4 separate regions of the Mus musculus genome follow, and regions 1, 2 and 4 are each linked to region 3. The links are chromatin loops, found by intact Hi-C in ENCODE. Cell type or tissue: left cerebral cortex. All regions are shown on one strand.

Region 1 (8,000 bases), 72 kb before region 3:
TGGCTACCTCTACCTCCTAAGCACTGGGATTAAATGTGTGTGCCCTCACCATCCAGGTCAGTGTTTCAGGAATGAAATTACCATCATAGGTGGGCACTGTAGTGGGTGCTTTTAGTCCCAGCTCTTGGGAGGCAGAGGCAAGGGATCTCTGTGTTTGAAGATAGCCTGGTCTACCTGTGTTTGAAGATAGCCTAGTCTACAGAGCTAGTTTCTTTTTCTTTTTTGTTTTTTCGAGACAGGGTTTCTCTGTATAACCCTGGCTGTCCTGGAACTCACTTTGTAGACCAGGCTGGCCTCGAACTCAGAAATGCGCCTGCCTCTGCCTCCCAAGTGCTGGGATTAAAGGCGTGTGCCACCACGCTGGGCTCAGAGCTAGTTTCTAACAAAACCCTCTTCCCCCTTCAGCCTGGGATCCTGCTTCTGGACCAGAAGTTTTTCTGATATTTAGGTGCTTACCTCAGGACTATTTGCAAATAAACAGTGCATTCTTAGCACTGCACACGCACACCCCAGACCCCCATCCCCTAGCCAGTTTTTTTTTTTTTTTTTTCTGTATAGCCTTGGCTATCCTGGAACTGCTCTGTAGACCAGGTTAGCCTTGAACTCAAGAGATCTGCTTGCCTCTGCTTTCCAGGTGATGGGATCAAAGGTGTGCACCACCGTGCCTGGGCTGACTTCTTTTCTGTCTCTCCAGCGTTACCCATCTGCCACCTATGTCTTGTAGGAGTGTGTTCTGTGCCCTGCCCCCACTCTCTACCCCCCTCTCAGTTCAGCTACATCACAGTCTTTGACTGGTGTTTGTATGTTGCACTGTATACGTGTGTGGCCGGCTGAGCCACGAGCTGCCCCCTTTCATGGGTCTTCATTCCCTGGCCACTGTCCGTATTTAACCTGGGGGGTTAATCGTCTGGCTTGTTTTCTCTGAATTTGTCTCTGTTCTCCTTTGGGTGTCCCTTCCCTGGCACCTCTGACTGGAGCCTCAGTCATTCAGTTCCTTCATCTGCCTTGGTTCCTTCTGGGTGTAGAACCCTCGGCTTGGTTCCTTCTGGGTGTAGAACCCTCACCTTGGGAACTATCTTGTGAGTCACATCCTCCCACACTCCTGTGTGCATTCTGGCTGGTCCTGAAAGCCTTGTAAAGGCAGTCCAGTGCTCTGCCATTGAGCCACACTCCAGCCAAAATGTCTTCCCCTGTGGCCCAGGTTGCCCTAGAACCTGCAACTGGTGACCTCCTGAGGGTTGGGAAACACAGCACCTGGCCCCAAATTCCTCCTGTTAGAGGAAGAGCGCCTGGAGATTACAGGTCCCCCAGGCTGACCTCAAACTCCCTAGGTAGCTTCGGATGACCCTGAGCTTAGGACTGCACTCTCCACCTCTGGGGAACCGGGTTATAAATGGGCAATACCAGGAGCGATTTCCGTGGTGCTGGGGCCTTGTGTATGCCGGGCAAGTGCTCCACTCTGAGTCTCATTTCCAGCCTGGCTTAGGCTTTAAGGAGTTAAAAGAAGGCTTGGTGAGATGGCTCAGTGGGTAAAGTTACTGAATCCAGCCTAACCACCGAAATTTGAACCTCTGGACCCCCCCCCCCGCCCCGCCCAGATTCTGCTACTGCAAGGACCTCTGACCTCCACGCAGGTGTGCTCCCTTGATAATTTTAAAGGCATTAAAAAAAAAAAGGTGTGAAAATGTCTTACTCTCCCTCCACCTTTGATCACGTGAGTCCTAATCTAGGCTCCCACAGCTGAGGATCCCATTAGCCTGGCTTCTTGTAACTTGTGGAGCTGGCTGCAGGATCCTGTCATTCTGACTCTTTTGTTTGTTTGGTTTTTCCAGACAGGGTTTCTCTGTAGCCCTGGCTCTCCTGGAACTCATTCTGTAGACCAGGCTGGCCTCAAACTCAGAAATCTGCCTGCCTCTGCCTCCCAAGTGCTGGGATTAAAGGCGTGCACCACCACACCTGGCTTCATTCTGACTCTTGACACTGCGATTCTCCCCAATTTCCCATCCCCTCCCTATTTCCAGGATCTCTTTGCCCCCTGATGCTCTGAAATTCTGCAACATGTATAAAATGTTTACTCTCTGCTGTGCTGGCCTTTCCTGTGGGGTCCTATGTCCATGAGCCCAGGGAGGTTTTTTTTTTTTCTTTCGAGACAGGGTTTCTCTGTATAGCCCTAGCTGTCCTGGAACTCACTTTGTAGACCAGGCTGGCCTTGAACTCAGAAATCCGCCTGCCTCTGCCTCCCAAGTGCTGGGATTAAAGGCATGTGCCATCATGCCTGGCTTTTTTTTTGTTGTTGTTTTTTTGTCATCATCATCATCAATTACTTTCTCCCATGTCGCAGCGATGCTGGCTATGGAGCAATAAACAAGGGAATCTGATGGAGAGACGGCAGCCAACACCACCAACTCCAGGTCCCACCGTCCCTAGATACTTACATCCTAGGCAACATATTTGGGGACCACTTGAGGGAATCTGAGGATCTTTAGGGGAAGCTCTCTAAAGCAGGGGCTCTCAACCTTCCTGACGCTGTGACCCTTTAATACAGCTCGCTGTGCTGTGGTGACCCTCAACCATAAACATTATTTTTATTGCTACTTCATAACTCTAGTTTTGCTGCCGTTATGAATCATAGTGTAAATACCTATATTTTCTGATGGTCTTAGGTGACTCCTGTGAACAAGCCACTAGGCCCCCAAGGGGGTTGGGACCCACAGGTTGAGAACCAGTGCTCTAAAGCCAGGCCTCTTTGTCCCACATAAATGAGTGTGCCTCCTTCCAGTCTGGCCAGAGAACGTGGCCATCTAGAGTACCCCAGTCCTCTTTACTGAGCTCCCCCAGATATTCGGGCGTCTTTGCTCTGGGGTACTGGTTGGGGGTTTCACTACATGAGCTTCTCGGGGCTGAGACCTTTGGGGTTCATCTGTCCCCTTGCTGCCTTGGGGCCCTGACTTGCTGATACAGGTTCTCGGCAACTGAGAGGCCAAGATGGATGCCTCCTGGTGTCGGGGGAGACCTTGCTTAGGACCCAGGACCCAGCTCACTGCATAGGTTTGCAAAGTCTCATAGGCAAGAGTCTGGAACACTCACCAGCTCTCCTCCTTCTACCCCAACCTTTCCCTAGGCAAGCAGTGCCCGCCTACGTCATCCAATGGCCTAGGGTTGGAGCCTGGTGTGCTTTGAGGCTCTCCCGTTTTGTAGAAGGAATGAATGATCCCAAGTTTAGCTACAGATCTAGAAGCTGAGGGGACAAGGTGTGTCTGTGACTGCCTGGGGACACACTGTGGCGTGAGACCAGAGATGCAAGGCCATTGTTCTCTCCTTCAGTATTTGCTCACCTGGCTCCCAGGTCCTACACTGAGCGAGAACTGGGGCGTGTGTGGTAAGCAAGCAGGACACTGGACATCTCTGTGCAGCAGCCTCACACAGGGCAGGGCGTAAAGACCTGAGGGGCTTGAGGAGTCATTACCATCCATTGTTGCCATTTCTGCCATTTCCAACAGGAGGGGCCGGGAGTGCTGGGCCTGGAGCCAGCAGAAGCCACATTAACAATTAAGGGCTTTGCCACATTCGTCCTGCCCCCCCCCCCAACACCCTACCCCCCCACCGCAGCATGAAATATTCAGACACCAGAGCTGGGTCTCGGATCGCTGCAGTGCCCGAGTGTGTGTGTGTGTGTGTGTGTGTGTGTGTGTGTTGGACTGCTACTTGTAGATTTTGTAGATTTGAGGCTTGAGGTAGCACCCGAGGCCTGGCACGCAGAGCATCTGGAAGCTGCAGGGCTGGATGGCAGGAGCAGCTGGCAGCTGTCATAGGGATATCCACAGCCGGTCTCAAAGGCTGCATGCGGAGCCTGGAACTTAGCACCTAAGCGAACCCCTATGTTGTGGGACTGCCCTCTGAGCCTGACAGCCATTGCTACCGACTCCTGCAGCAGCTGTGACCCTCAACACTGGGCCTCACAGGAGGAGGGCTGGGGAAGGTATTTGGTTACCTTCTCCTGACATCCCAGTCACACCCTCCTCCTACACCTCCCTCCCATGGGTAACTGGCCAACTTACTCCTGGTTAGTTAGTCCAGCACTAAGGAGGTACTCCAGGCCCTAGGTGGGGCAGGTTAACAGAAGGGGAGGGTACCCTATTCATGTAGCTATGGGGAACTTGTCATTCATGCTATTATTACTGCTGTTGTTATCGTTGGCTCTCAGAGTTCCAGGGAAAGGATGGTGGTTAACAGTCTCCTCCCACTCCTACACCCCCACTGAGCCCCCCCTCACCAGGCTCCGCTGGCCCCGTAGTGTGTAGGTGATTTGAATCACCGCTTGGATGAAGGTTTCCTTTTTTCTCCACTGAAGCTGTCACCCTGGAGGACCCGAAGGCAGAGGCTGCAGGCCATAGGAACACCACAAGGAGACACAAGGCAGCCACAGAGCTCAGTACAAATTGAATTGTCTCAGCAATTTCCCTGGTGAGCCGAAGTGTTCCCTTGGTGTGTGCTCTGCTCACCGCGCCCCTCCCCCCTGCAGTCTCAATGGAGTAACTCCTTAACCCACTCAGTCTCCGCTCTGTGGGGATCCTCCAGGGAGCCTGCTGCTGCGACTTGGGGGTTGAAAGCAGATCTGCAGCCTCCCCCAGGTGCGGACCCTAAGTCCCCTCCTTTTGAAAGTGTGCTGTGCTGGGTCTGCAGAGCACCAGGCCCCTCTACTCAGCTGACTCCCTGGTGCTGAGTGCACGTGGCCAGCCTCGGCATCCCCCGGGGCTCATCTTCTTCCTACCCCTTTCGACCGTCGGCTCATTTACCAGGAGGGAGGGGGAAGGAGGACTGAATTAGCTCAACCTGTGTGGTTCCCAGCCCTTTACCAATGGGAGCCAAGACAGCCAAGACTCCAGCTTCAGGTCACACATGGGCCTGCCTTTTGAGCTCAGACCTCATATTTCATCCTTTCCTTTCTTTTCTTCTCTTTTTCTTTTTTCTTTTTTCTTTTTTTTAGACAGACTCTCTGTAGCTCACTGGCCTGGAATTCAGATATTACCCCTGCCTCTGCCTTCAAACTCTAGGATTAATGTCCCGCACCATCTACGGCACCCTTTCTTGTTTTTTTTTTTTTTTTAATATATTATTACATTTCATTCTTTCTGTGTGAGTGTTTATGTAAGCTACTGCCCACTCTGGAGGTCAGAGGACAACGTGAGGGAGTAAGGTCTCTCCTTCCATCACTGTGTCCTGGGAATTAATTTAGGTTGTCAGGCTGGGCTTCACACTCCTTTACCTGCGGAGCCATCTCGCCGGCCCCTCCTCCCCTTCGAACCGGCCACTAACAAGCCAACCCTAAGGCCATTCCACTTGCTGTTCCTTTCACCTGTCCGGCCTCCAGGCTTACCTTTGTCCTTGTCACTCAGGTTTAGGTCCTAGCTCCTAGGTCCCTCCCAGAACACAGATCTAAGGCAATTGAATTCCCCGCATAGCGCTGCAGACAGCCTCACCGATTCTTCTCACGTTGTACTCTCTCCCTCCTCCCAAGAATGCCAAGTGCCCTCAGAGAGCAGTGGCCTCTTGTCCCGGTAGAATTCCCCCGGGATGGGGAAGGTGTAAGAGGGCACATGAGGTGGTTTAGTAAACGGCTGAGTAACTGTAAAAGGGGGATGTCAGCTGCTGCGCGGGCACGCGCTCCAGGCCCGGGTAGCTTACCCCGGTTTGTGCGCGCGCAGAGTGGGTTATCTCCTTGTAGGTCCAGGGGAAACGCATCCTTCCCTCGGCCCGCTGGCTGCAGAAGCGCTGTTAAATGCGCTTAGGGGACGGGATTTATAGGTGTGGGAAGATCCGTATGCTCCGCAGCGATGCGGGGCGAGGGAAGAAGGTTCTGCGGTCGCTGAGTACCTATGGACCCCAGCTATCTGGCCAGGGTGGAAGACCTTCCCTCGCCTTTCTCAGGGGTTTCCACCTAGCGAACTGCATGTTCTTCCAATCCCAGGGATTTAGCGGTGTAGTGCGCGGAAGGGAAGGGCTCGGAGAACTGCTCTGGGAAAAGGGCAGGTCCTCGGCTCCCACCACGTCAGGGGAAGAAGGGAGAGAGATCTGGCCCTGAGATAAGGCTGGCAAGGCTCCACGGTCTTGGGCTAGGGGTGGGAAGACAGCCCCGCTGCAATATTAGGCAGGGACCCAGGTGGCTCTGGTCGGTGGCCCGGAAAGGGACAAAGACCAGCCCTGCCCGACCCCCCATGTCAGGGTCCTATTGTTCCTCCTCTCTCGGACTGTACCGAACTCTGGTGCCCCCGAGAGGGAGGGAGGGAGGGAGAGAGCTGTGCTCGCCGGGTGGGCATCTGTTTATTAAGGGTGAGAAAGGGAGGGTCAGGGACGCTGGCCGGATAAGGGACGCGTAAATTCGCGCGTCGCCTTTAAGGGAAGCCCTGCCCTACCTTTCCCACCGGTCCCCGCCACCCCCTAGCCCTACCTGCATTTTAAAACCCCTTGTAGTCCTGGGATTGGCCCAGGCCGCGTCCTCCGGGCGAAGAAACTTGAACCGGGAGTGTGGGGGGGAGGAGGGTGCAAGGCCCCGCGGTTGGAAGATACCATCTTTTCAGCCTCCCCGCGCGCGCCCCGCCCCTCCCGCACACCCCCGAACCTGGCCAATCAGACCTGTGGGAGGGCGGGACCGTGGCTCGAGCGCGCCTCTGGCAGGGCGCCCGGCGGGCCGGCGCACCGCGTAGGGGGACCTCGGGGGCCTGCCACTCCTCTGACCGCCTCCCTTTCGGAGGCGTGGCCCAACGGCGGCGCCCCGCCCCCTCTCCGCCCGGGGTGGGCGGGGCAGCTGGGGCTCCGGGAGCGGGGCCGGGGGCGGGCCTCCGCCTGCTGCGCCCGAGCTCGGAGAGCCGGGGCACCGCGGCCGCCGACGCAGCCACGGTCCCGGTTCCTCAGTCCTGAGGCGTGCGCGGGCTCTCGGGTGACCCCAGAGGGGGCCGCGGGAGGGAGCGCGAGGCGGCGAAGGGCGGGCCGCACGCGTCCCCAGCCGCCCCCCGCGCGCGCGTGGCCGAGCCCAGAGAAGCCCCGGCGCGGGGAGCGCCGGCCCGGCGCGGGCGAGGGCGATGCCGCGGTGACGGCCCCGCCATGGCGAAGCCCCCGGCGGTGGCGGCGGCGGCTGCAGCGGCGGCGTCGGAGGAGCTGAGCCAGGTCCCGGACGAGGAACTGCTGCGCTGGAGCAAGGAGGAGCTGGCGCGGCGGCTGCGGCGCGCCGAGGGCGAGAAGGTGGGCCTCATGCTGGAGCACGGCGGCCTGATGCGCGACGTGAACCGGCGGCTGCAGCAGCACCTGCTGGAGATCCGCGGCCTCAAGGACGTGAACCAGCGGCTGCAGGACGACAATCAGGAGCTGCGTGAGCTCTGCTGTTTCCTGGACGACGACCGGCAGAAAGGGCGCAAGCTGGCGCGCGAGTGGCAGCGCTTCGGACGCCACGCGGCCGGCGCCGTGTGGCACGAGGTGGCCCGCTCGCAGCAGAAGCTACGGGAGCTCGAGGCGCGCCAGGAGGCCCTGCTGCGCGAGAACCTGGAGCTGAAAGAGCTGGTGCTGTTGCTGGACGAGGAGCGCGCGGCGCTGGCGGCGGCGGGGGGCGCTGGCGGCGGCGGCGGCGGCGCGGGCTCCCGCAGCTCCATCGACAGCCAGGCCAGCCTGAGCGGGCCCCTGGCGGGGAGCGCAGCGGGCTCGGGGGCCCGCGACGTTGGCGACGGCAGCAGCACGTCCAGTGCGGGCAGCGGCGGCAGCCCGGACCACCACCACCACGTCCCAGCGGCTCTGCTGCCCCCGGGGCCGCACAAGGTTCCGGACGGCAAGGCCGGAGCCACGCGCCGGTCTCTGGATGACCTGTCAGCGCCGCCGCACCACCGAAGCATCCCTAACGGCCTGCACGGTAAGCATCTCGCCGGGATCGGAAGCCCATGGGTGTCTGTCGTGAAGCAGTAGTAGTTTCTGGAGACCTCACAGGTGCGGGGTGGGGGTGGGGTCGCACCTTC
Region 2 (8,000 bases), 310 kb before region 3:
CTGTCTGGTCTACAAAGTGAGCTCCAGGACAGCTAGGGCTATACTGAGAAACCCTGTCTCAAAAAACCAAAGGGAAAAAAAAAAAAAAAGGTCTGATCTGTGCGCATGCGTCATGCGTCAGCCTCTGAGCTGACCTGTGCGCATGCGTCAGCCTCTGAGCTGCCCTGTGCGCATCTGTATTGGCGGGCCTAGTACTCTGGAAACATTTGTCAAATGCTATATGGATCAGAATAGTGACCCAAATATGTCACAGCTATATAGCCATTAATAACTTCTGCGTTGTAATTTGCTAACAGCTCTCACAGCAAAGTGATTAACTTTATCATTGTATCCTAACCTTAAAAAACCTTTCACAAGGGTATACACAAAGTTAGCGACTCTTAACATTCCCCAGTTTTCTCCTGCTTTATGGTTTCACTAAAACCACACACACAAACACACCTATGTAGCCGGGAGTTTAGTGGTTGTCCTGTTCGTAACTCCAACAGCTCATTTCTATAAACCCCACCGCCAATGTCTTAGTCACCGCATTACCAAAGACATTGAATGGCTTTAGGAGAACTGCTCATTACCTTTCCCCCACACCAAGATGTTGCCGCTTGAATCTCCAGTAATGGTGTCGCCATTTTCAGAAAACGTCACGCAGAGAACAAACTTTGGCTTCTCTTGTTTCTGTGGAATGTAATGAGTAAGTGTGGGAATGTTATTTACCGAAGACAGCCTTTTATTTGTGTTAAGTTAGAGTCCCAGCAACTCCAGCTGGACCACGCCAGCCTCTGGAGTTGGGAGTTTTTAGTTTTATGTACCGTCAGGAGACATGTTCTTCCAGAGTACTTGTTCTAGGAGAAAGAAATTCCGGACAACTCAATGGCTGGGGAATGAAGCCCAAAGCTGCAGAGAGTTTAAGCAGGGTGGTGGTAAGGGGGACATAAGGGAGGGGCTATGCTGTCAAGCATAGAATGATGGACAGGGTCCTGTCTACCTTAGCAAAGCCAGGTTGCCAGTCCCTAGCAACCAGTGCCCATATGCAGGCTCCTTGCAGCTAGCTGCCCCACCAGGAGGTCTGGACCTCCATCTCCATTTTATTACTGGGGAGATCCTCAAGACCGGAGGACTTCCCAACTGTACGGGGAACCCCAAGGGAGCACCTTTTTATCTACACCTTCATATTTATCACTAAAACAATCACTAAGACTGAAGTATCTCAGCGCTCCCTTATAACCCAGCCCCTCCCAGGTGCCATGCAGGAAAACTGAAATGGCAGGCACAGTTTACCTCAAACAACCCTTGCTTCTTGTTAAGGGAATTTCCTTCTAGGGTCCAAAAGTAGAGATGTGACTTCCCGCAGGTGACTATGATATTGGTGTCTGTGGGGTGGAAGTCCGCCGCAAATACCGCTTCGTTCGAACACTTTAAGACAAAGCAAAGCAGAGCATCAAATGCCGCAGGCCTCTTAGGATGCTTAACAAAACTGTTCGAGTGGGGCACTGAGTCTCTCAAGCCCCACCGACTTCACCTTCCCGGTTATTCTGGCTGCTGCCAGTTTTCTTCTTTGTTTTCTGCTGTGTGGCTGGAAGCCAGATGTCAACAAGGACCAAGAAGGCAGCTTTGCAACTAGCTGAGCACTGGGGTCACTCCTTGGGTGGTGACATCCAGGTGTCACACCCCCTCCCCCTTTCTAGTGACTGGGGTCCCTATGAAGGACCCAGGACTCTGCATGTACCGCAGCCCTGTGAGCCTGCCTTACTGTGGCTGCCAGGTCCCCCACTTCTCTTGCTTCTGCTTCTGCATCAACGACCTAAGTCAGTTTGGGGTCCCATGAGGTGGCTCTCTGGCAGCTGCTCTAGCAGAGCTCAATCCATATTCTGACTTCCAGGATTGGTGTCCTGGTCTGTCGCATCTAATCCCTGACTGTTGCTTCTATGTAATGATTCAATTCTATGTTCTTAATCCCGGCTGGTCCTCTGCCCCTGGCTGCTTCTAACCTGGCACAAGGGGTGAACAACATACATCTCTGTTGGCAATGTTAGAAGACAGAATGTCAGGCCAGGAGACACATCCGATTAGAACACCTGTCTGCATCCCAGACACTAGACAGAAAGCTGGGTAGCTAAGGCTTTCTGAGAGCAACCTCCCGTAAGGCTGTTTGAGCAAAGAAGGCTGGCTGATAGTTTCCCTGGGGTTGCATAAGTCAGGTTAACCGAGGCCGACAGATGCCAAGAGGAGAAACGAGAAGTGGGATCTATGAAAATAGGAATCCAGGGGTGCTCTTGACAGAAGGGAGCATTGAGAGAACTATAGGTGTGTCAATTCAATGTTTTGGGTGAAGTTGACTTGAGGCAGAGTCCCGACCTCAGGGGTGCTGGTATCCATGTCTCCTGCAGTCCCACAGAGTGGCTGGTCTTGAGCATGCCTCAAGCATTGACCACCTCCAGCCCTCCTCACGGGTGGCAGCCCAGCACATAGTGGTTTCCTGGGTTTGTTATATGAATAAAAGCCAGCAAAGAAGTGACTGGTTGTCTAAAATTAATTAAATCAAATGATTAAAATAATTAAAATTAGGCTTGCACTATGAAATAAGGAAAACGAAGAGTTCCACAGACCCTGGCAGGTCTTAGGCAGGGTCTCATGGGGGTGGGGACTGTGGGTGGCCCTGGAGCCTGCTGGCTGTGCAGGCAGTGCCCTGTGGGACATCACAGTAAGTGGCTCATGCGAACCTTCACGTCGGCCAGTCTCTCTTCTTTCTGCCAATCCCACACGGACAGCACGTGATCGTTGGAATCATCCACAGCACAGAGATGGCCTCCTCCGTTCTGCCAAGAAAAAGTGATTCGCAGGAAGACTGCACTGAGACCCAAGTGGGACCAACACGATTAAAAATGAGCGTTGATTTTACTTTTGGTTTGGTTTGGTTTTGTTTTTTTGAAACAGGGTTTCTTTGTGAAAGTAGCCCTGGCTGTCCTAGAACTAGCTCTGTAGACCAAGCTGGCCTCGAACTCATAGAGATCTGCCTGCCTCTGCCTCCCCAGTGCTGGAACTAAAGGTGTGCGCCACCACCGCCTGGGGATTACTTTTTTTAAAAAAAAATGTGCATTGGTGTTTGCCTGCATATATTTCTGTATTAGAGTGTCAGATCCCCTGAAACTAGAGTTACAGACAGCTGTGAGCTGCCATGTATGTGCTGGGAATCGATCCCGAGTCCTTTGGAAGGCCAGTATTCTTAACCATCTCTCTATCCCTGATTATTTTACTTTTAATTAAGAGCTCATTACAGAGCTAGGTAAAGAGCCTAGCTGGTAAAGAGCTTGCCGCACAAGCCTGAGGACCCAAGTTCGATCCCCAGGACCCGCAGCTGGGCTGTGGTGGTGTGCACTCTAATGGCAACACTGGGATGCAGAGGCAGGCAGATGCTTAGAGCTTTCTAGCCAACTGCCCTGGCTTAAACAGAGAGCCCAGGTCTCAGTGAGAGACGCTGTCTCAAAGTCAAGGTAAAGAACAACAGGAGAGGTTGACTGCAGCCTCTGCATGAACGCACATGCACGCTCACCCCCCACCTGCCTGCACATCCCACCCCCAACACACACCAAGGGTCCATTATACCAGAGATGAGGAATGCATACTCCATTGTTCTTGAGGCCGGCTTTCCTGGCCAGGCCCACGGCTGTTTTAGGATTATATGCAGAGCAAAGCACAAGAATATCACACAAACAGGGACATCTGATGTGAGGATGCGTACACGGACGAGCGAGTGGCTCGAGGATGGGTGTGTTGGGCTAGCATGCCTTGAGAAAGGCTGGAAGCCTGGTGGCTAGAAATGTTTGGTCGGAAATGTGTCCCTGTACATTCTCATACTTACAGACTTTGAGAATGCGATGCAGGTGACAGCCCGGTCAAAAAAGCCTATTCCAATGACATGCAGAGTGTTCAGTGTCACAGAGTCCCAGATGCGCACATGTGGTGGCAGTTGCTGTTTGAAAAGAACACAGCCATCATTTGTGACTGTTGGGTAATTACTTCTCTTTACCTTGGAACCATAAAATTATTTTGACAGTGACTTCGGTTTTGCCAAACAAAGTCTTTTTTCTGTATCTGAGGACTCAACTCAATGAAAACATTCGCAGTGACCTAAGGAAACTCTAGGCCCGTGAACCATGGAGATGTCGGGAGAAGGCTCTCAAGTTTTAAACTTTGACTATCCACTCTCCAACACCCATACCAGAGGAACAGACACGCCTTTTGTATATTTGCATTTCTCTAAATTTTAGAAACGACATTTCACCAAATAGCACCACAGTGCAGTCAACAGATCCATCATCGCGAAAGGGTTTGGATTTGTGCCGGCTGGCAGGCAAGTGATAGGCAAACCTTGCTCTTGTTTAGCCTTGTCCCCAAATAGCCAGTTGCCAGGCACCAGACACCAGCATGTGGTCTCTCTAGGTTTCTTCACAGGTCAAAAAGTCTACTCAGACAGCTGTAAATCTCTCTCTAGTTCTATAGTAAGGATTCAATCAGGATGCCAAAAATGGAAATACACTTTCGTGCCACTAGAGGGCGGAAGAAACAGTTTCTAATTTCAAAGAGTTCTTCCAGGGTTTCCTTCTTTTTAAAACATGAACAACTGCTCCTTATGTGAGTTTACATAACAGCAGCCTGGCTTCTGTTATCGATCTTTGCAAGTGTGGAACACTCATAGAGAACAGCATGAAACCAACAGCTAAAATTTGGTATCATGAAAACATCTGTTCAGATAAGAGAGCAGTTTCTAGGCAGATACACATTGATAAAAAAAAATGGAGGTTCCTGTCCTGATTAGCTTCACACCGGGACAAAGCTGTACAAACAGGGACTTAAGAGGCTGTGAGAGTTTTGATAAAACATGACAGTCACTCGTGGATGCCAGCTTGGACGTCTCCTATTTGTCAGGTTCCTCACCTCCTTCCTTCCAAGCCAGACTGAAGCCTTGTTAAAGCGTCTGCAGTCTGTCTGCCTGAAGCTCCCAGGAGCCTCTGTGATCAGCACAAGGCATAAAGTCCACCCACTGAAGAAATGACTGGCAGGCACCCACAGTCAAGGACATCCCATAACATATGGTTACTTGGTGATTTTAACTCTGCTGCTTAGATTGGTATATTTTCGTGTTGATCATGTATGGAGATAAGGATTTCAGGAACTGATCGATTCTTTGATAAGACAATGCGATTTTAATGTGTTGTGGCTGCTGTATGTTATTTTTAAAGACAGTGTCCTGTTACAGAGCCCACAGACCTGCCTGTCTCTGCCTCCTGAACTCTGGCGTTAAAGATGTGTGCCATCCCAACCAGCAGCAATGCTATTTTAAAACTGGCTGAAGTTATGAGGAAGCTCAGGGTGGGGCTTAGGTCACGATGGAACATTCAGTTTGCAGTGAGAGCCCCTGGTGAGGACCCAATGGTTCTCAAATGCTGTGACTACAACGACCAGGCAGACTCATCATCAGCAATGTCGCCAGGAGGTTGTCGCCAGGTCTTTATCAAAGTCAGAAAGACAAGGAGGAAACCTCACCTTTCCATCCTTAGATGTGCCCGCCACTTGTCCCGTTGCTATGGTGATCCTGTCAGGATGGACCGCTAGGCTAAAATAAGGATAATTATCAGACAACCCCACACAAAGGTGCACTTTACTTCTACAATCTTCCAAAAGTTTAAACATAAGAAATCCACACTGCCTAGCTTCTAACAGACTCACCCCAACTACCTTAGCCAGCAAATGCTATTTCATTCATCAGAATGCCCGATTTCCTTTCGGGAACTTCCAACCTTAAGGAAAGGCATCCTTTGTTGGGAAAATAGCATTTCCTTCTCAGAACCACTGACTTAGTCGCCACCCTTTTCTACAAGTCATTTTTGGGTGTGTTAATTAGGAAAGACGTCTCATGTCAGTAGGACCACAAACCCATCTACCCACTGCAAGGTCTTCCCTAAGCTATACTATGATCCATAGGCATGCCAGACTCAGACCTATGTACACAGCAAAGCACGTTTTCATTTTTCGAGGCAGGGTTTCTCTGTATAGCCCTGGCTGTCCTGGAACTCACTCTGTAGACCAGTCTGGCCTCGAACTCAGAAATCTGCTTGCCTCTGCCTCCCGAGTGCTGGGATTAAAGGTGTGTGCCACCACGCCCGGCCTAAACTTTTTTTCTTAAACTTTATAAATTTTTCTTTTTCTTTTTTTAAATTACTGCGCCCCGGCCCGGCCCCGCCCACCACCCAGGCCCCGCCCACCACTGCCATTGCACACAAAGCACGTTTTTCTAAACTTAGAGACCCAATTTGAAGTCTTTAACATTCAGGATGTTAAGAAAGCTTCCTGAAGCTTTTTCCCTCAGATAATCTGGTCACATAGAAGCACAGAGAGCAGAATTAGGGAGCCCAAAGACAACACGGCGAATAGAAAGAAGAGCTTTGCACCTTCAGAGCCCTGCACCACCCCACCCCTGGCTTGTGCCCTGATGCTGAATTCTTTTGGCTAAGGCTAGTTCACCTATGTCCTGCCGACCTGTCTGTGGGGACTCACCACTTGACGTCATCGTTGTGGCCCGCGTAATGCCTCTGCAGCTGCTCCTCCACATTGTAAAGCACCACGACAGACGCAATGAAGTACACGGTCTCCCCGGTCGGGAGCAAGTACAAGTTATTGCGACAGTCTCGCCCCCGGTACCCGTAGCTTAGTGTATGTCAAGATGAAAATCCTTTGCTTTTAAGAGCTGGAGAACTACCGCTTCATTCAACAGGCCCAAAGATGCTGTGAAATGGTGCTATCAGTTTAACCAATTTAGACAACGCTGAACTGAGAACGTGCTGGGTGCAGTGGCGCGTGCTTGTGAGCCTAAACAGATCTCTGTGAGCTCCAGGCCAGCTGGGGCTGCATGGTGAGAGAGGCCATGTCTCAAACAACAGCAAAATTAAATAGATTCTGACACTCAGTGCCCAGTGGACCTCAGTACCTACATACCTAAAGACAAATTTTAAGTGCTCTGTAATAATATGAACACAACATTTTGCAGTGCTGGGAATTGAACCCAGGGCTTTTCCCGTGTTAGGCAAATGCTCTCAGGCTGTGCTTGAGGCAGGTGATCACGGGGTAGCTCAGGCTGGCTTTAGCTCAGATCTTCCTGCCTCAACCTCCCTTGCTCTGGAGTCACAGACATGTCTGGCTACACACCAGGTCTGGTATGAACATTTTTTTTAAAATGAAGACTTTTTTGATTTTTAGAAGCTATTGAGCCAAACAGCTTTTACTGTCTGCAATCTAGGAGCTAAATCTTTTTATTAAACATCACTTTGAAATGATACAAGTACTTATAAAGAATACAAATGTCACTCAAATGTAACAAAGGTTTCAAAATTAATTAACCTGTAACTGTTAATTAAGTTAATGAATTAACTAATGGTGCCCCAGAATTTTGGGGATAATTATCAATGGTTTTAAATTTTATTACACCTTATTTATTGTGTGTGCATGCAAGAGCACAGGGGCACAGGGGCCTGTGTACAAGTGAAGTCAGAGGATTAGTTTGCAGGAGTTGGCCCTCTCCTCCCATCAAGTGGATCCTGGAAACTGAACGCAGGGCTTCAGGCTTGTTAGCAGGTACCTTTAGCCACTGAGCCTTCTCATTGACCTAGTGTTAAAAATTTTCACATGTGTACTTTAAAAGAGCAAAGTGTTACTTAAACTTGAGTGAAAAAAAAAAAAACCCTGCCAAAATGCCATTTATTTGGAGCAAATTTTCTTGTTTCGAGTCTTTTAAAACACAAATAAGGAAGCATTCTTTGAATAACATTTTCCAGATTAGATTTTTAAAACTACTCAATTTAAAGAAGAGGCAGATCCCCTACCACGGCATGAGCCAAAATAGATGGCCAAACAACTTCTAATCTTTTGATTTCCATGAATATGATTCCACCATCTCAAATACTAATTCTTGTCAGCGAAGGCTCGGCAGCACCAACTTAAATCAACAT
Region 3 (8,000 bases):
GGCTCAAAGGTCAAGGCTGTGGGCCCAGCTGGTCACCTTGACCCTCAGTGCTGTCACTGCCCGCTACTGTCTCCTCCATACCCGGGGCCGGTCTCCTTAAGGTGCACAGGGTTCAATAGGGCAGCAAGGTCAAATGTCAAATGTTGGAAGTTCCCAGATAACAGTGGGTGCGTATGTGCAGCCTCTGGAGGAGCGTTAAGGCGTGGACAGGCACCTTGGAAAAAGCTGGTCTTTCCAGGCTTAGACTCATGCCCACCAGCTGACTTGGGCAAGCACACTGCCCTCATCTGTGGGATGGGTTTGTTTGTTTAATCCCTCAGGACTGACTTGCCCCGGGTGCCTTGGTGATTGGGAGGACTCCGTGGGCCTGAGTGACGCTAAGCCCAACGCTAACCCCAATACCTCAGTCACTCTAACCAGTCATTAAGAGTTGAGCAATGGCCGTTATCCTTTTCCGAGCCTCAGGCCCTGTCCTCCCTGATACCTGCTGCCTGGGGGCGATCTGAGCCCGGAGGGCCGGACTGCATAGCAATCCACCCACTCGCCTCCTGCATTTCTCTCATGGCTGATTCCTGGAGGGGCCCCTAGCCGTCCCTTAGAGACTGGGACAGACGAGGAAGCAGGCCAGGTCCATCAGGACAAACTGGGGATAGGGTCTTCCCTACGACAGGGTGGCAGTACGCAGGGGGAGGGGTGTGGGCACCACAGGACATTTTAGGACCAGACCTCTCTTTATTCATTTGGCTGGCACCCTCTGCTGGCCGGTGGGGGAAGTGTGGCCTCTGCTCAAGACCAGCCTAGCTCGGGCAGCAGACCAGGAGGCAAGACACCACCCACTCCCTTTCCCCATCCGGCTCCCCCGTGTCCTAAACAGGCAGCCTGGGCTGGAGTTAAGAGACACACTCTCTGGGCATTCTCCCGTGTTCTGCATGCTTCCCGTGACATGTGACACAGGAAGGGAGGAAACTAAGGCTCAGAATCAAGTCCCAGTGAAAGGGACCATGCCCAACTCTGGCTTTCCTAGATCGCTCCATGCCTATGCCAGCACAGCTGTCATCAGCCTGTGAGACCCTGGTAAGCTTCCTTGCCAGATGGCCTGAGAGAAACGGGCTTGGCAGACAGGCTGTCAGTGGAAGGCCCTGGGCCTAACTGAGGACAACCATAAAATCCCTACTGGGCTTGTATGGTGGCCATAGCTGGACAGGATTCAGTCCTTCTTGGGTCAGCTTCTTTGATTGCTGGGAGCGGTCTCCAGGGCCCAGGTCTTGCAGAGGGGGTAAGTAGTTCTGTCTTCAGGCTGATCCCCAGGCACCAGGTTACAGCTCTGGCTACAGGACACTCCCCCTCCTACTCGTTCCTGGAGCACTTCTTGGTGTTTTCTTGATTGTCCTGCGTTCCATAATTATAGCCCGATTATAGCCTTAGCCTTGCTTATGGTCATCAGGAGGAAGGGAAGCTGGCGGGAGGCGGAGTCAGCTTCAGAAGGACTGGGTCCCCTCCTGGCCCAGCCCGGCCTGTCTTCAGCTCTTACCCTGAACATGTGGCCGGTAGCTGACTCACCACCCAGGTGGCCAGGACTGGGCCAAGGGACAGGAGCAGGGCTTAGGATAGGTTGGGTGGGCTTTGGACTTGGGCAGTGGGGTTGAGCCTCCCTCCGCCTGCTGAGTGACATGAATCTCTGGCTCCCACAAGACGCTCATGCTACACCTGTAGAACAACATGCATGCTCTTGTGTTCCCCGCTCCCCTCCTTTTGTTCTGCAAGTCACCACCATGTCATCTGCAGAAGAGGTGGCATGGCCAGGAAGCATGGGGACCAGCCAGGCAGATAGCAGCTCCTAGGATACCCGCCTCTCAGCCTTGCCTCTTACCCTTGCCTCTTCTCCTCCAACTCCCCACCCCGACCCCTATCTCCTCCTACCTGGGTGTTGGCTCCACATAACTCAAACTGGTGTTCATCCAGTGACAGGTGTCCAGGACCCAGACACGGGGGGTGTGAGGTTTGGGGTGTGGGGCTCATCTGTGCTGCTCTTTCTACAGGGCCCAGCCTGCCCCGTACCCGAGCTGCCCTCACCCCCGTCCACCGTCTACAGTTCGGCAGGACAGAAACCCGAGGCTGTCGTGCACGCCATGAAGGTAAAACGTGCCATTTGTCTCCTCCTGAGCACAGGATGGGGGACCCACAGGTGCTATCTCCAAGCTTGGGCCACTTGAGCTGGGGGTTTGGGAGACGATGTGTCCCTTCCCCTTGGCGTCTGGAGACACAGAGTTGCCTGGAGCCCCTGGGACTTGGGCTGAATGTAGTCTTGGGCTCGTCAGTTGTGTGCTCTGCCTGAGGCGTTGCTGCTGAGGGAACTGACCCAGTATCAGAGGGCAAGTGTTTCCCTCAGGCCAAAGAGAGGCCCAGGTTGGGAGTGACTCTGGAATGGAAGGTCCAGGCCAGCCTCATGCCTCTAGGTACAAGCGTGCAGGCTTCAGGACTCTGGTGTCTAGAGCTCAACCACGCACCAGGGCTCTCCCCGTTTCCTTTGTGTGTATACCATGGACCTCACCCACCCTTGTGCAGGGACACTCAGTCACAGAGGGAGCTGGCAGTGACTGCCGTGTCCAACGTGGATGGGCACAGGCTGTCGGTCACATCCTCTGTTGGCGCCTGAAGCAAGCCCACCTGACACCCCTGCCCAGCCTCTCCAGTTCCCTTGGTAGCTCTCTGCTGGCCTCCCCGTGACCGTTTGCTTTTTCTCTTCAGGTTCTGGAAGTACATGAGAACCTTGACCGGCAACTTCAAGACAGCTGTGAGGAGGACCTGAGCGAGAAGGAGAAGGCCATCGTGCGAGAGATGTGCAACGTGAGGCACTTTCCTCCCAGGCTGGGCTTAGGGCTGGGGCTTGGGGCTTGGGGCTGGGCTTGGGGCTGGGCCTGGGCCCTGGGAATGTGGCCACCTGCTTCTCACTGGCTTAGCTATGGCTTGGGGAGGATGACTGGCTTTGGGAGTTCTGCCTCATCAGACCCACCATGCCTCACCCTTCAGCGAGGCCCCTGACCAGATCTATCCCTCCCCGGTGGTGCCAGGCCTGGGACTCTGTCTGGACAGAGCCTGAGCGCTGGTTTCTTTGCTCACTGGTGCCCCCTGGTGGCCTCTGGCCATGCACGTAGAATATTCTCTACCTCTTGCCATCTCCACTGGACCCTCATAGGTGCCTGCAGGAGAGTGGGTTTACAGGGTCTGGTCGTGGGGCTTAGGTTGGGTGGGGTGCCCTGAGGTGCACCTCATGCTGTCTCCCAAGTCTGTGGACCCCACTGGACATCTTCAAGGCTGAGTTCACACCCAGGGGCTCAAGCATGACTTTGACAGTGGGCAAAGGCCACGTCTCAGCACCTCTCCTAACTTGTGGTAGCCTCAGCTTTCTCTTCCAGCTCCCAGGCTTTGAGGACATGGGTGATTTCACAGGGTGGTAAGGCGGTAGGTAGGTAGGTGCGACCAGTGGGTAGGTTTGGGGCGAGCCTTTCACTGATGCTGTGCGCCTCCTCACAGGTGGTCTGGAGGAAACTGGGGGACGCCGCCAGCACCAAGCCCTCCATCCGGCAGCACCTGTCTGGTAATCAGTTCAAGGGGCCATTGTAGGGCCGCTTCTCCGTGGACGTGGACTGGCCCTGCCTGGAGTCTGAGGCCTTAGACCTGGCAGAAACTCCGGCCCAGCCACCGTCTTTCTCCGTGGTGAATTGTACATAGGACACGGCCTACCCTGGCTGCCCTGGTGTGATGCTGACAGCCAGGCCTCCACCTCCTGCCTCCCTCACCAGCAAACCTTGGGAAGACGAGAAGCCACTGCTCGCTTGCCCGCTCGCTGCAGCCAAGTGGCCAGGCAGCCTGGCTCCCCGTTTGAGCTCCATGTTCTGTCAGCAAGAAGCCTCTGAGACTCCAAGCCAAGGGACTGTCTGGGAGGTAGCCTGCTCTTGGTAGAAGGTCCCTCAACAAGTATTCTAACTCTCTGTCCCTTACACTGGACAGATGCCACCGGAGCCTGAATCGTGACGCGGGTGGCACTTTTCTGCTACCCTGCCAGAGCCAGGACCCTGGGTCACAGAGCACTGGGTCCCGTGTGTCCATGACTGGCTGGGAGCTCAGGGTTCCCTGTCACCTGGGGGTCGGTGCTCAGCCACCCCGAAGCCAGCTTCTCCTCGTTAGTATTCACTCCTTCAGTGACGTCTCCTCACCAATGCCAGGCTTAGCCACTTTGTAGGTCTCTCCTGCCAGGCTTCCTTTTCTGGTTTACAGCAACATAGGAAAGTCCTGGAGAGTGTCTGAGCCAGGCTCAGCATTCTCAATGGGCAGGTAGAACTGGGCCATTGCCCAGGGTCACTGTCAATGTGACGGAGCACCCCCCCCCCCCCCCGCCCGTGTGCTACAAGGAGCCACCCCTGATCCCCTGATGAGGTTTCCTTGGGAAGGATGGGGGCATGCCTGGTTCTGGCTTTAATCTGCTGTGTGGCCTTCAGCCAGCCACTCAGCTTCCCTGGGCCCCCAGCCGTTCCTTCTGCCTCTTGCTCACTCTAGAAACCACCCCAGTTTTGTGGACCTCTGTCCTCACAGTGGAAGAGCTCATGTGGCAACCTACTGGGAACATGCTAGGCCAGCCTGTTTGTCATGCTGTCTCCTCACAGGTCACATCTGAGCCTTAGCCCCTCCCTCCAAGGGACCTGTGGGCGGGGGCGGGGGGGGGGCGGGGGGGTCAAATGCGTGCTTCAGTGAACGTTGCTCGCGCCTCAGCCGGAAGGCGGCACATGGCTGTCAGGAGTTTTCTCTAGTGTGGTTGGAGGAGAGTGAGGTGCTTTTGTGAACCATGCAGATGCTGTCTGTAGGAGGCCCTGGCCACACTGCTGGCTTCGCCAGTTCCGTGTATTTACATCCACACCCATCAGCTGTCCTCACGCAATGGTACTTAGAGCCCCATGCAGCAAGCCCAAAGAGCTTGTCCTTGCCTCAGGTCCCTCCCAAACCCTGTGAGCAGAGGGGACAGGCCAAGAAGGTGGGTGACATCCTTGCTCCCCAACAAGCCCAGGCCCCGTAACCTTGGGTGGTACCCAGCACCTTTGCTGCCCACACCCTTGGGTCCCACACTCTCAGGGGAAAGGCCCATGGCCCTCGGTGTGCCCAGGGAGTGTTGCGCAGGGGCTGTAGGGGACCGGCCTACTGCTCCGGCTGTTGGTGGCACTGGGAAGCTCTTTCTAGGAGCTGCTGGATGGTCAATCGATAGAACTTGCAACTCCATCTGCCGGCCCCAGCTGGTACTGGGTATTTCTAAGTGGGCTGCTGGGCAGGCAAGACCCTTCCTGGTTCTTTGAAGCCAAGAAACCGCAGAATAATGTTGAGGTATGTGGCCCACACAAGGTGGGAGCCAAGTCAGAGAGTCCCAGTCACATTTGTATCAGGACAGTTCAGCCACCTCTGAAATAAGCAATAAGTAAGAGCTCTTGGAGTCTGAAGACAAGAAAGATCCTGTCCCTAGTGCTGCAGGGCATCCAGGGAATCTAAAGAGAATTTCTCACAGGCTCCTCTGCCCTTGTGCAGGCAGAGAGAGACAAGCTATACCCCAGCCCTCGGCAGTAGGCTGGCTTCCCTAGGACAGCCTGGGTCATATCTCAAACCTAACAGGAGAGGCCAGCAGCAACCCAGTTGAGCCCGGGGCCAGGGAGGGCAGGTGGTCTTCCGTGACCCTTCCCTTCTGGAGCCTTAGCCTTTGCAGTGCTGATTCTCCACCCCAAGCTCACAATATGCTTGTGCTGGCTCCACCCCCGTCCCCACTGTGACAGGTCACTTGGCCCCATCTAGGGTGGCCTGGCCTTCCCCGGAGTCAGAATCTGCTGAGCACATCTTCATTTGCGATCAACAGCCACGCGCCAGTGTTTCAAGACAAAGTGACCTTTCATTTTTCTTTCTTGAAACTTGAGAGGAAGTGAGATACATACTACTGATCTTTTTTTTTTTTTTTTTTTTTTTTTTTTTAAGAAACAAAATGCATGGCTGCAGAGTGGCAGAGGTGTCTATTTTCATACTGTGGGGGAAAGCGTGCTGCTTTTGGGAGGGGCTGGAGTGCCTGGTTTCTGCCCTGGGCCGGTCTTCTATAGGAGTTGGTGGTGAGACCTGCAGCTGCCCCTCCTGCCCTGGCCGTGTAGAGCTGGAGCCTGTGCACTTCGGCCGTTTCTACCTTCTATCGAACCACTTTGATTTGTGGAGAGAGAAAAAAAATAGAACTTTTGATAGTGTGGTAAAAGCATTGATTTGAACTATTTTAGTAAAAGGAGTAACATAAGATTGTGACAGTGTCTACTTTGAACTAGATAATAAAGGCCTCTTTGTGAGCCTCGGAGCCGAGTGTGTAGTGCTTTTTTCCTGTTGTGAGCTGACGGCTTGTTGGGTGGGCAGCTGGTCCCACCCTGGATAGGAAAGACCACTCATGGCTACTGTCAGGTCAGGAACATGAGGGTCCTAAGCCTGATAGAAGCTCTAGAAGCTCATGTAGCCCAGAACACCAGGTCCTCCAAAGGAGGCACAGGCCGTGGGACAGATCAACTGAGGTAGAGAGAGAGGCTGTACTCACACATAAACGGTAGTTTCAGAACTGATTTTATTCGGGCAACTGACTGAAGGATTCTCATTTGTAACCAAGATGGAATTCACAGTATGTTGTTACATTCACGCTTAAAAAATATCTCTCTATGTACAAGACTTTGCAAAGAGATGTAAACATACATTGTTTTCCAAGTACACACCTCCTTTCTCCATGGAGGGAAGGAGACAGCCACCCGTCAAGGCAGCCCCCCAGATGACAATAGAGGACAGAGTTACAAGCTAAGTGGGGAGTCACCTCACCTACTAGGGGCCACAGAGAGAAGCCACAGAATGGAAGAACAACAGCCAGACTGCAGACAGGAGGACATGGATACCAAAAGTTAGTTCTCAGGAAAATTAGGCACTGATTTCTAGAGGGTTAGTCACTCCTTACTGAAGCTATTAACTGAGCCAATGTGGCTACTTAACATCTTCACTAGTATTAAAGTAGCCCCGTGCAGGACACAGACGGCAGCGGGGACTGGATGTGATCACACCACAGCAGGCACTGCCCAGGGCACACAGTTCATGCCAGGGCCCAGCCCTCCCACACTGCAACTGTCTAGCATATACAAGGCGCCCTGCTGCCGCCCCCTCAGTCTATTCTTCAAGTTGGTTGGAAAACAATTCTTAAAACAAAGGGGGGGGCGCCCCGTTATCTCATCCAGGCCGCCCGCCCTAGCCCCCCAACAGGTGGCATACCAGGTGGGGGGATGGGTGGGGGAACAGGGGGCTGTCCCCCAGGGGGGACAGCTGGAGGTGGGTAGCTGGCTGGTGGCAAACCCAAGCCTGGAGGAGGGTGAGGAGGGACTGCATGAGTTGGGGGCAGGCGTGGGGGTGGGGGTGGGAAATTGGGGTTGTAGGTAGGGGGAGGGGGAGGGTAGCCTGGGGTAGGGGGAGGAATGGTGGGTGGGGGAAAGGAGGCTGGGGGTGGAGGAACAGGAGGTGGAGGTGGGTTGGGGGGATAGACATGGGGGTGGTAGGTTAGGTGAGCAGGTGGGCCGTAGGCTGGGGGCAGGGCACCATAGGAGGGGCCCTCCGTCTTCATCATGGACTGCAGGCTCTGATAGCCCTCTCCTGACATGTAGGAGCTGGTGGTGGACATCCCCGTCATGTAGCTGGAGGGTGGCGGGGGTGGTGGCCGATGTGGCAATGGTGGGGGCTGGTGCACAGGGGCCGGGTGGGCTGGAGGGGGAATCTGGACTTTGGGGAGATCACTTGTTTCCACAGGACCAGTTGCTTCAGCCTCACCTAAGGCAGGGGCGAGGGGAGGCTTCCGGTCTGTAGAAAAAGAGATGTCAGTGCTCAGCCAGATGAATGATACAGCTGCTAGCCCAACTGTTTTGGAGTAGGAAGCTCTGGTACCAAGAGGACCAAGCAGCTTTTAG
Region 4 (8,000 bases), 320 kb before region 3:
AAGAACGCGGAGCCTGGAGACTAGTCTAAAAACTGCCAGCATTTCCTGAGCAGGACCAGGAGAGAAGGCAGGAGGCAACATCAGAGTGGCAGCCTCAAGTTTTTGGGAGGGGTGCAGAGGATGGAGTGAGGGATGACAGGTTCCTCCAGCCAGCCTGCTGCAGGCAGGTCCTGGCTCTTGCTGACCAGCCATCCCTGTCCATGAAGCATGTGCAGACTCCTGTACACAGCCCTCAGCCAGGCTCACTAGACAGCCTTTGGAAAGTCCCGGGCAGCCACTGGCATACACCACTACTTCACCGAGTTCTGTCCCCACAGGAAGACTGCACAGGGTGGTATAGCTCAGGAAATGGTATTTTAGGATGTCCTAGCAAAATAGGGACGAGGGCAAGATTGAAACAGCCTAAACAGTCTGAGAGCCGGAAGGGAGAGAGGGCAGGCATATTTTCTGGGGGAGGGATACCACAGAAGCTGGGGTGCTGGGAAGAACATCTACCCTGCTGCCTCTGAGCAGGGCCAGGGAGCTGTGGAAATGGAGTGAGGACGTGTCCCTGCGCTAACTTCATCTGTTATGACCGCAGCCCTCTGCACTGACAACCTCACACAGAATCAATACAAAGATGAGAACAGAGAATGCACGTGGGGAACTGGGAAGCGTCTGCGAGCTGAAAACACACATCAAATGTCTGAGACAGGGCTCAGGCGGGGAGTGGGGGGGTTTATAGCTTCAAGCATCGGTACCAGGAAAGAAGGCTATCCCATAAATAACCTGTGTTTGCCTTCAGAAGTGGAAAAGCAGGAACTCAACATAAATAAACCAGAGAGGGGGAAAAAGGAAATAAATCCCAGGACAGAAAAATAGTATGAAAACCCACCAGTGTCACACGGAATTGGCTCATTGCAAACAGAATTCAGCAAGACTGACGTCAGCTTTGTCTAGCTGACTGAGCCAATGGGAGAGGGGACATCAGTTTCAGGCATCAAGGATGAGAGACAGGCTACTTGCAAGTAGCCCTGGAAAAGCCACAAGGATTATAATCAAATGCTGTACATGTCAGTGCTAACAAATTATGTAATGCAGACAAAGCAAGTTCCAAATAGACCGGTATCATTAAACTGCCTCGAAAAAACAAAAGACTCAAAATAAAGTTACATTTTTTATTTATTTTTTATTTTATTTTATTTTATTTTTGAGACAGGATTTTTCTGTGTAGCCCTGGCTGTACTGGAACTCACTTTGTAGACCAGGCTGGCCTCGAACTCAGAAATCTGCCTGCCTCTGCCTCCCAAGTGCTGGGATTAAAGGCGTGCGCCACCAATGCCTAGCCCAGTTATATTTTTTAAAGGGCATCACTTCAGCTGTTAAAAACCTCCCCAAAGCTGGATGTGTGGTGCACACCCACAGTCCCAGCAGGCAGGATGGACTGTTAGAAGTCTTAGGCTGGTGTAGGCCACCGCAGCCAAGTGTATACCGGCGATGATTACATATCAAAACCCTGGGGCTGGAGAGGTGGCCTAGTAGTTAAGAGCACTGACTGCTCTTCCAGAGGTCCTGAGTTCAATTCCCAGCAACCACACGGTGGCTCACACCCATCTGTAAAAGGATCTGATGCTCTCTTCTGGTGTGTCAGAAGGCAGTGACAGGGTACTCACATACATAAAATAAAAATAAATCTTAAAAAAAAAAAAGACCCTGTATCCAAACCAAACCAAAGTGTTCACACAAATACCACCCACAAAGCATAGCTCCACGCTGTCTCTGAATTCACGTGAATTCTGTCGGAAGGTTACTAAATGTCAGCATGCGCAGTGACCCAGGCCTGGGCCCTTAGGAATGGAAGGTTTAAGTCAGAAGAAGGTTAGTGAGTTCCAGACTCTCACCCTTCTCTTCTCCCTCTCTCCCTTTCTCTGTTCCTTTCCCTCCCTCCCTCCTTTTCTTCTTCCTATAATTATACTTCACACGCTCAGAACACAGGAGGCACGCGCCTCATCACACTCTATAAGGCCAATAGCACTGTACTAATGACATCATAGTAACTGACACTTCATACCAACGCTCCTCACAAACTTGAATGCAAAACCCTTCACAAAATAGGAACAACTTAGAAAAGACCTGAAACATGCCAACAGTATCCTATTAGAGGAATGTGAAGTTGGTTGAATGTTGGAAAGTTAATATTGCCACACTTAAAGGGAACAAACACACCTTTTCCACCTTTTGTCTTTGTTTTTGTTTTTTGTTTGTTTGTTTGTTTGTTTGTTTGTTTTTGAGACAGGGTTTCTCTGTATAGCCCTGGCTGTCCTGGAACTCACTTTGTAGACCCGACTGGCCTCAAACTCAGAAATCCACCTGCCTCTGCCTCCCGAGTGCTGGCTTTTTTTTTTTTTTTAAAGACGGGGTCTTGCTATGTAGCCCTGGCTGTCCTGGAACTCCCTATGTAAAACAAGCTGGGCTTGAGCTCCCAGAGTTCCTCCTGCCTCTGCCTCCTGAGTGCTGGGACTACAGATGTGCACAACCACACAAGGTTCAATTTCTTTTCACATTTCCCATCTTGACAGACGTAGAAAAGCATTTGACAAGCTCCAACACTTCTTATGCTGAGACCAAGCCAGACAGTAGAGAACATGCTCGTGATAAATGGTATCTCTGTCCCTGAAGAGGAAACACTGAGAACAAAACAAGAGAGTCGGCCTGACCGTCCCTGTTCACACTTTACTAGAGGAACCAGCTATGCAGTGAAAGAGGTATAAAGGCCTCTAGATCCAAAGACACAGCAAACATTTTATTTACAGATGATCTAACATCACATGAGAAAGATCCTAGGGATTTATACACTCATAAACCACACATACATACATAAACCACACATGCCCAGGCACCACGGTGCACACACGAACACTAAAAAAAATAACAGGAACAAATCTAGAAGAATAAACTCATCAAAAGGGCTGGGAGACAGATCCTCGAGACTCACACCTGCACGGCCCACGCGGCGGCTCGAGACGTCTCCCTAGTCCCAGGAACCTCTGAACTACATGTTTGTAATGCACTAATGGCATGTACCTTGGAGGGCCATGAAGGTAGCAGAGTGGTCCTTCCAAGCGGTAATGAGGTGGGAGACTCACCCTGACACCCTGTCTAATTCTGTGTTTGAGATTTTCTGTAAGATAAGTGGAGTGTAAGGCTACACGCCTATAATCCCAGCACTTGAGAGGTGGAGGCAGGGGGAATCTCTAGGAGTTCAAGGTCAACCTGGTCTACAGAGTGAGTTCCAGGGCAGCCAGGGCTACACAGAGAAACCCTGTCTGGAAAAACAGAGAGGACTAGACAGCGGGCGGGGGATTTGTAATACAAAGTTAAACCACAGCTGCACAGTGACGAAAAGGTTCGCTGTCTAGTGAGCCCTACACACCACATGCTTAAGTTAAGTCCCTTGGTGGAGCTTTGTCAACCTGTTTCTTGTACAAAACTGTATTCTTTGTGAGAATTTGAAAGCTGGATTCTGACCTGGAGAATACCGCATCACGGACAGCTGCTCATTCCCATCCGTGTGGACGGTGACCAAGTCCTTTGTCTCCGTGTCAAACACAAACCACCTGTCATAAACATGAGAGAAACGCTGTGAGCTGTTTGGTGAGATGCAAGGCTGTTTCAACAGCAGAAGTCTGTTTGCCACGGGGCATTTAAACCCACTCAGCTCTTACTCAAGAAACCCCCTCCCCCACAGCTTTCTCTACAGAAAGGAACAGGATATTGACAAACGCTCGAAGCTCTTCAGAAGTTAGCACTGATGGTTTTCTCTGGGACTTGTATGTGCATGGGAAGTGGGAAAGCTATGGGCAGGAAGGTGTGCAAACTGGGCACGAGGGCATATAGGAGCTGCAGCAGAGAGCTGTGGGCATGAGGTGCCTGCCCTAGAGCTCTGGGCCAGAGTGAGGAGATGGTGTGCTAAGTATCGGAAATGCCGCTCACAGGCCATGGCTGTGACTCCCGGCTACTGTAATCTCAGACCTGGATGACAGATGCAGAGATACTGCCTTCCTCGATACCTTTCTGGGCCTAACTACCCACCCAGGGCAGCTTCGTGGAACTTATATGTTGCTTCCAGATGGGATTTCTTGCATCTTTGGCAACCATTTACCTTAGACATCCCACTGATCTCAGTGAGGCTGGCACATAACACACGCACTGGGCTTAGCCAGAGATGTACACAGAGTGCTAGTGTTAGGTCATATATCAGCGAGTGTAACATTAGGTCACAAGTGCCATCCATTCCACCCTAGGATGCTTCAATTACGAATTCTGTCACACGCCATCTGTCAGCAGATCGACGACGGTGATGTTTATCTTGTAGGGCCTGCTGAATTAAAGCTTTGATGTCTCAAAGAGAGTTAAATGGAAGATGGTATGTATACTTGTGGGTGAGTCCCTACGTGTGTACAAGAGTGTGTGTGGGCGTTTGTACTCAAGTGCAGTGCCAGAGGAAACCAGCAGAGGGTGCCAGATCTCCCAGAAAGACAAGAGTTATGGATGGTGGTGAGCTGCCTGATGTGGGTTGGGGGGAGGGGGGGACGGGAGGGGACAAAACCTGGGTCCTCTGAAAGAGCAGTTTGTGGCTCTTAACTGCTGAGCCCTGTCCCAAGCTCCCCACAAGCATTAGTGGCTGTCCCCACATGTAGAAAAGCAGATTCAGAGTGCAACGGGCCTTTTGTTGTTGTTATTGTTGTTTTGTTCTTTTGCAAAGGACTATGGGAGGGAACATCTCAGATTGTACACCTGGAGCTACAACATACTCAGTCCCTCCTCAGCTCCCTCCTCAGCCAGGGAGCTGCTCCGCTGTCCTTCCACTTACTCTTCGCCAACCTCAGTCCTGAAAATACTAAATGGAAAAATCCAGACACTTTTCATAACTTTTACATTGTGTCTGTTCCAAGGAGAGTATTCCGTCCATGTCATCTCCGTAAGGAACCGAGTCCTTTGACCTCTCCTCAGGAGGGAGCAGGGGCAGCAGTCCAGCACAACCAGACATCTGGATACAGAACCATAGGCATAGAATGTCTAAGGCCACAACGGGTCCTCTGACCATTAGTGTTGTTCAGCTTTCTCTGAGCCGAATCACTCGGTTAAGTCTCATCACAGGCATGTATGAGAGAGCTAGGTTATACGGGTTCCGGGCCAACATTTCCAGACATCCAGCAGGGGTCTCGGCCCACATCCCTTGAGGGCTGCTCTGTTGAGTCAGACTACACAGAAGCACAGTCAAGCACTGCCACACAGTGATGCCAGCCGCGGCTCTCACCTGCTAGGCAGTGTCCCTGTGTACATGGCTTTCTCAGTCATCGGTGTTGGTGGTATCAACATATCTCAGAGACTAGAAAGACAGTCAGAGAGTGTATGTAATTGGCTCACAGGCTCACTGCTGCTACGTGGGGGAGGCTGGGGGACAAGCACAGATCTACTGCCCACCCCACGGTGGAGGAGGCTGGTGAGAGGAGGCTGAGTCTGAACATGAGGCCCAGGATCTGGGAACTTTCCCCAGTGCTGAAAGCCTCTCTAGCTGAGAAAGAGGGCCTCCTTTCTTGGGGTCTTGCAATGCTTTCTTGCCCATTTCAAAAGCGGAGGCTCCTGCTGTCGGCTCTAGGGCAGTGGTTCTCAACCTGCCTAACCCTTTAATATAGTTCCTCATGTTGTGATGACCTAAGCCATAACATTATTTTCACTGCTACTTCATAACTGTAATTTGGCTATGGTTATGAACCATAATATAAGTATCTGTGTTTTTCCATGGTCTTTGGGGGTCATGACCCACACAGGCTGAGAACCACTGCTCTAGAGCAGAATTCTGGGAGCGTTTCTAGAGCCTCTGGAGCTGGAAGCAGATGGGGTGGGGTGAGGGTGAAGCTGGGGAGGAGACGTGTTGACAGATCCGGCTTTCCTCCAGGTTTCAATTGGGAAGGACTCAGTTTCGCTTTTGAGTTTTGACTGAATGCTCAGTAAATGACTGGAACCAAGAAGATGCAGCCAGAGCTGCCATGCACTGCCCCCGCCCCAGGGAGGCTCAGCCGTCTAACTGCTCCCTGCAACTCTGCAGGCATAGGCTGTTGCGGGGCAGCGGCAGGTAGGGTGGATGCTTACCTCCCAGTCAGTGTCCCCACTGCAACCACAGACCCGGAAGGATGAAAACCAGAGGACTGAGCTGGATCCTAGAATATTTTAAAGGAAATGTAAATATGTGGCCAGACAGAGCAAGACAGCACAAACCCACCGGAGCCCTGCTCTTCTCAGACTCCACAGCTCTGAAAAGCCTCTTTTCTCCCTACAAGAGATGCAGGCCCACTTGGGTCCCTGTCACACTTCCATCACAACATATGCCTGCCTTTGGAACTTCTTTGTCCATCCTATAATCTGTCCTATCTATAGTAATCACAAAAGGCAGGCAGGTGAGTGCTCCTTTCTGGGCCATAGTTTGCACATCCGGATCTCTCTCTGTCCTCTGGCCCTGTAGGAAGCTGGTCAAAGGTGTGCTTGGTTTATCTGGGAGTACTGACCACCGCCAGTTCAGGAGTGGACATTGGAGCCACAGAGATGCTACTAGATAAACTGCAACCACAAGAGCAGATAGAGATTCCAGATGCCAGCCTCACCATCTTTAACCACTTCCTAAAGAGGTAGCTATCATTAAGCCAATATGCTGGCAGATCCCAAGTGCCCGAGACCAAACCCAACGAGCTGCTTCTGTGAACAAGCTCACCAGAACCACACAGCTGCTTTCATATGGAGGCGTGGAGAGGCTAAGGGTCCCATTCAAAGCCTCGGGGAGGGTGGACAGATGGTCTGGGACACTGCAGGGTTAGAGTTCCAGATCTGGTTCCCAAGTTTTGTTAGGTCAAAGCAGTTAGCTGTCTGGCAAGGGGCAGGGAGGTGGAGCGTCAGGGTGCTCAGCAGGCAGCTGTGTCCACGGAACCACAAGGGTGTTGCTGTCCCTGACGACCTCTGCTGTAGGAGTGCCTACCCTCAGTGCCGGTGCTCAGCTGTGACAGCCTTCACTGCAAGTGGAGGACAGGAGCACCGGAGCCAGTCTTGGGCTGTTGGACATACCAGCAGCTTTCCAGGGAATGAAGGGATGATACGGCAAAAGGGCTGTTTCCTTAGGTGGGGTGTGTGAGTTGTCAGGACACAAGCAACCCAGCAAGGCTGCCTGAGGTTCATGGTGCTGCGATGCAACAACCTGGCCTGGGCTTGGGAGTCAGCCTGAGCTGGGTGGCTGAGCCACATGCTTTACACGTGGGCAAGCGTTTCCCCTGAACGCATGTAAGTACGTCAATGGGCATGCCTGGTAAGCCCCAGAGATCAGAAAAAGGTGTCAGATATCCTGAACTGGAGTTATAGACGGTTGCAAATTGTCATGTAAGTGTTGGGAACTGAACACAGTCCTCTGCAAAGAGCAGTTGGTGCCCTTAATCACAGGGTCACCCCTAGCTCCTGCTTACTAACTCCGTGACCTTTACAAGTAACTCTGCCACTCCCTTCCCCATCTCCTGATCAATAGAGTCAGAGCAAAGCTAAAGTTCTTCAACCGGAAGGTCTAGGGTGTGTGTGTGTGTGTGTGTGTGTGTGTGTGTGTGTGTGTGTGTGTGTGTGTGTGTGTGTGTATTGTACGATGCATTCACAGCCGGGGTGCCAACAGCTCAAGAATACAGGCCTGATTTCCACACAGTGAAGGGATTTTTGACTCTCTGATAAGAAATCTGTTTCCCCTGTGAAGTTCAAAATGAATGTGATGTCTTTGCCACCGAACTCCAGAGAGGGAGAGATGAAGCTGCATATTCTCAGTGTGGCCTGTAACCTATGTAAGATGTGCCGTCACAGGACACGGGATATTCACGGGGCTTTCTAGCACTTTGGTCCATTAAGACCCTGCTCTCAGGAGCGCTGACAGCCCTGCCAGGAAACGCTAACTCCTGCTGCTGTTCAGAATAATATGGGTAAGAATGCTTGAA

Evidence for each region. Hi-C counts contacts between places; a loop is a spot of excess contacts. Peaks named below come from ENCODE experiments on the same cell type or tissue, not always from the same donor. Only the 100,000 strongest peaks of a DNase experiment are listed, where the experiment ranks them.
Region 1: a loop joins it to region 3, with 2.5 times the contacts of the local background. A loop is called at or near these places in 7 of 42 quality-filtered maps.
Region 2: it touches region 3 in a loop (2.8-fold over the local background); 7 of 42 quality-filtered maps call a loop at or near these places.
Region 4: a loop joins it to region 3, with 3 times the contacts of the local background. A loop is called at or near these places in 3 of 42 quality-filtered maps.

The regions. Positions count from the first base shown.
Region 1 is chr12:108,274,235-108,282,234 of GRCm38, reverse strand. It overlaps Ccdc85c (coiled-coil domain containing 85C), which reads left to right and starts at 6,842. Exons shown (of 6, transcript NM_001159910.2): 1 at 6,842-7,897. The coding sequence starts at 7,102. In left cerebral cortex, a CTCF peak has its summit at 4,411; DNase peaks (open chromatin) are centred at 6,016, 6,626, 7,282, 7,453 and 2 more places; H3K4me3 peaks cover 2,837 bases; H3K27ac peaks cover 1,614 bases.
Region 2 is chr12:108,507,788-108,515,787 of GRCm38, reverse strand. It overlaps Eml1 (echinoderm microtubule associated protein like 1), which reads right to left. Exons shown (of 22, transcript NM_001043335.1): 7 at 6,553-6,702; 8 at 5,542-5,611; 9 at 3,857-3,967; 10 at 2,718-2,813; 11 at 1,276-1,410; 12 at 573-672. Among named protein-coding and RNA genes, the nearest start is that of Evl, 43 kb to the left of the region's middle. In left cerebral cortex, a CTCF peak has its summit at 4,548 (motif pointing right); DNase peaks (open chromatin) are centred at 4,593, 5,020 and 6,670; H3K27ac peaks cover 1,426 bases.
Region 3 is chr12:108,201,969-108,209,968 of GRCm38, reverse strand. Ccnk (cyclin K) reads right to left here. Exons shown (of 12, transcript NM_009832.2): 12 at 6,610-7,893. The coding sequence ends at 7,268. It overlaps Ccdc85c (coiled-coil domain containing 85C), which reads left to right. Exons shown (of 6, transcript NM_001159910.2): 4 at 2,040-2,135; 5 at 2,749-2,847; 6 at 3,535-6,369. The coding sequence ends at 3,624. Among named protein-coding and RNA genes, the nearest start is that of Ccnk, 26 kb to the right of the region's middle. In left cerebral cortex, CTCF peaks have their summits at 758 (motif pointing left), 3,129 (motif pointing left) and 5,338; DNase peaks (open chromatin) are centred at 772 and 3,131.
Region 4 is chr12:108,525,900-108,533,899 of GRCm38, reverse strand. It overlaps Eml1 (echinoderm microtubule associated protein like 1), which reads right to left. Exons shown (of 22, transcript NM_001043335.1): 16 at 6,136-6,203; 17 at 3,508-3,596. Among named protein-coding and RNA genes, the nearest start is that of Evl, 25 kb to the left of the region's middle. In left cerebral cortex, a CTCF peak has its summit at 4,466 (motif pointing right); DNase peaks (open chromatin) are centred at 4,478 and 5,311; H3K27ac peaks cover 643 bases.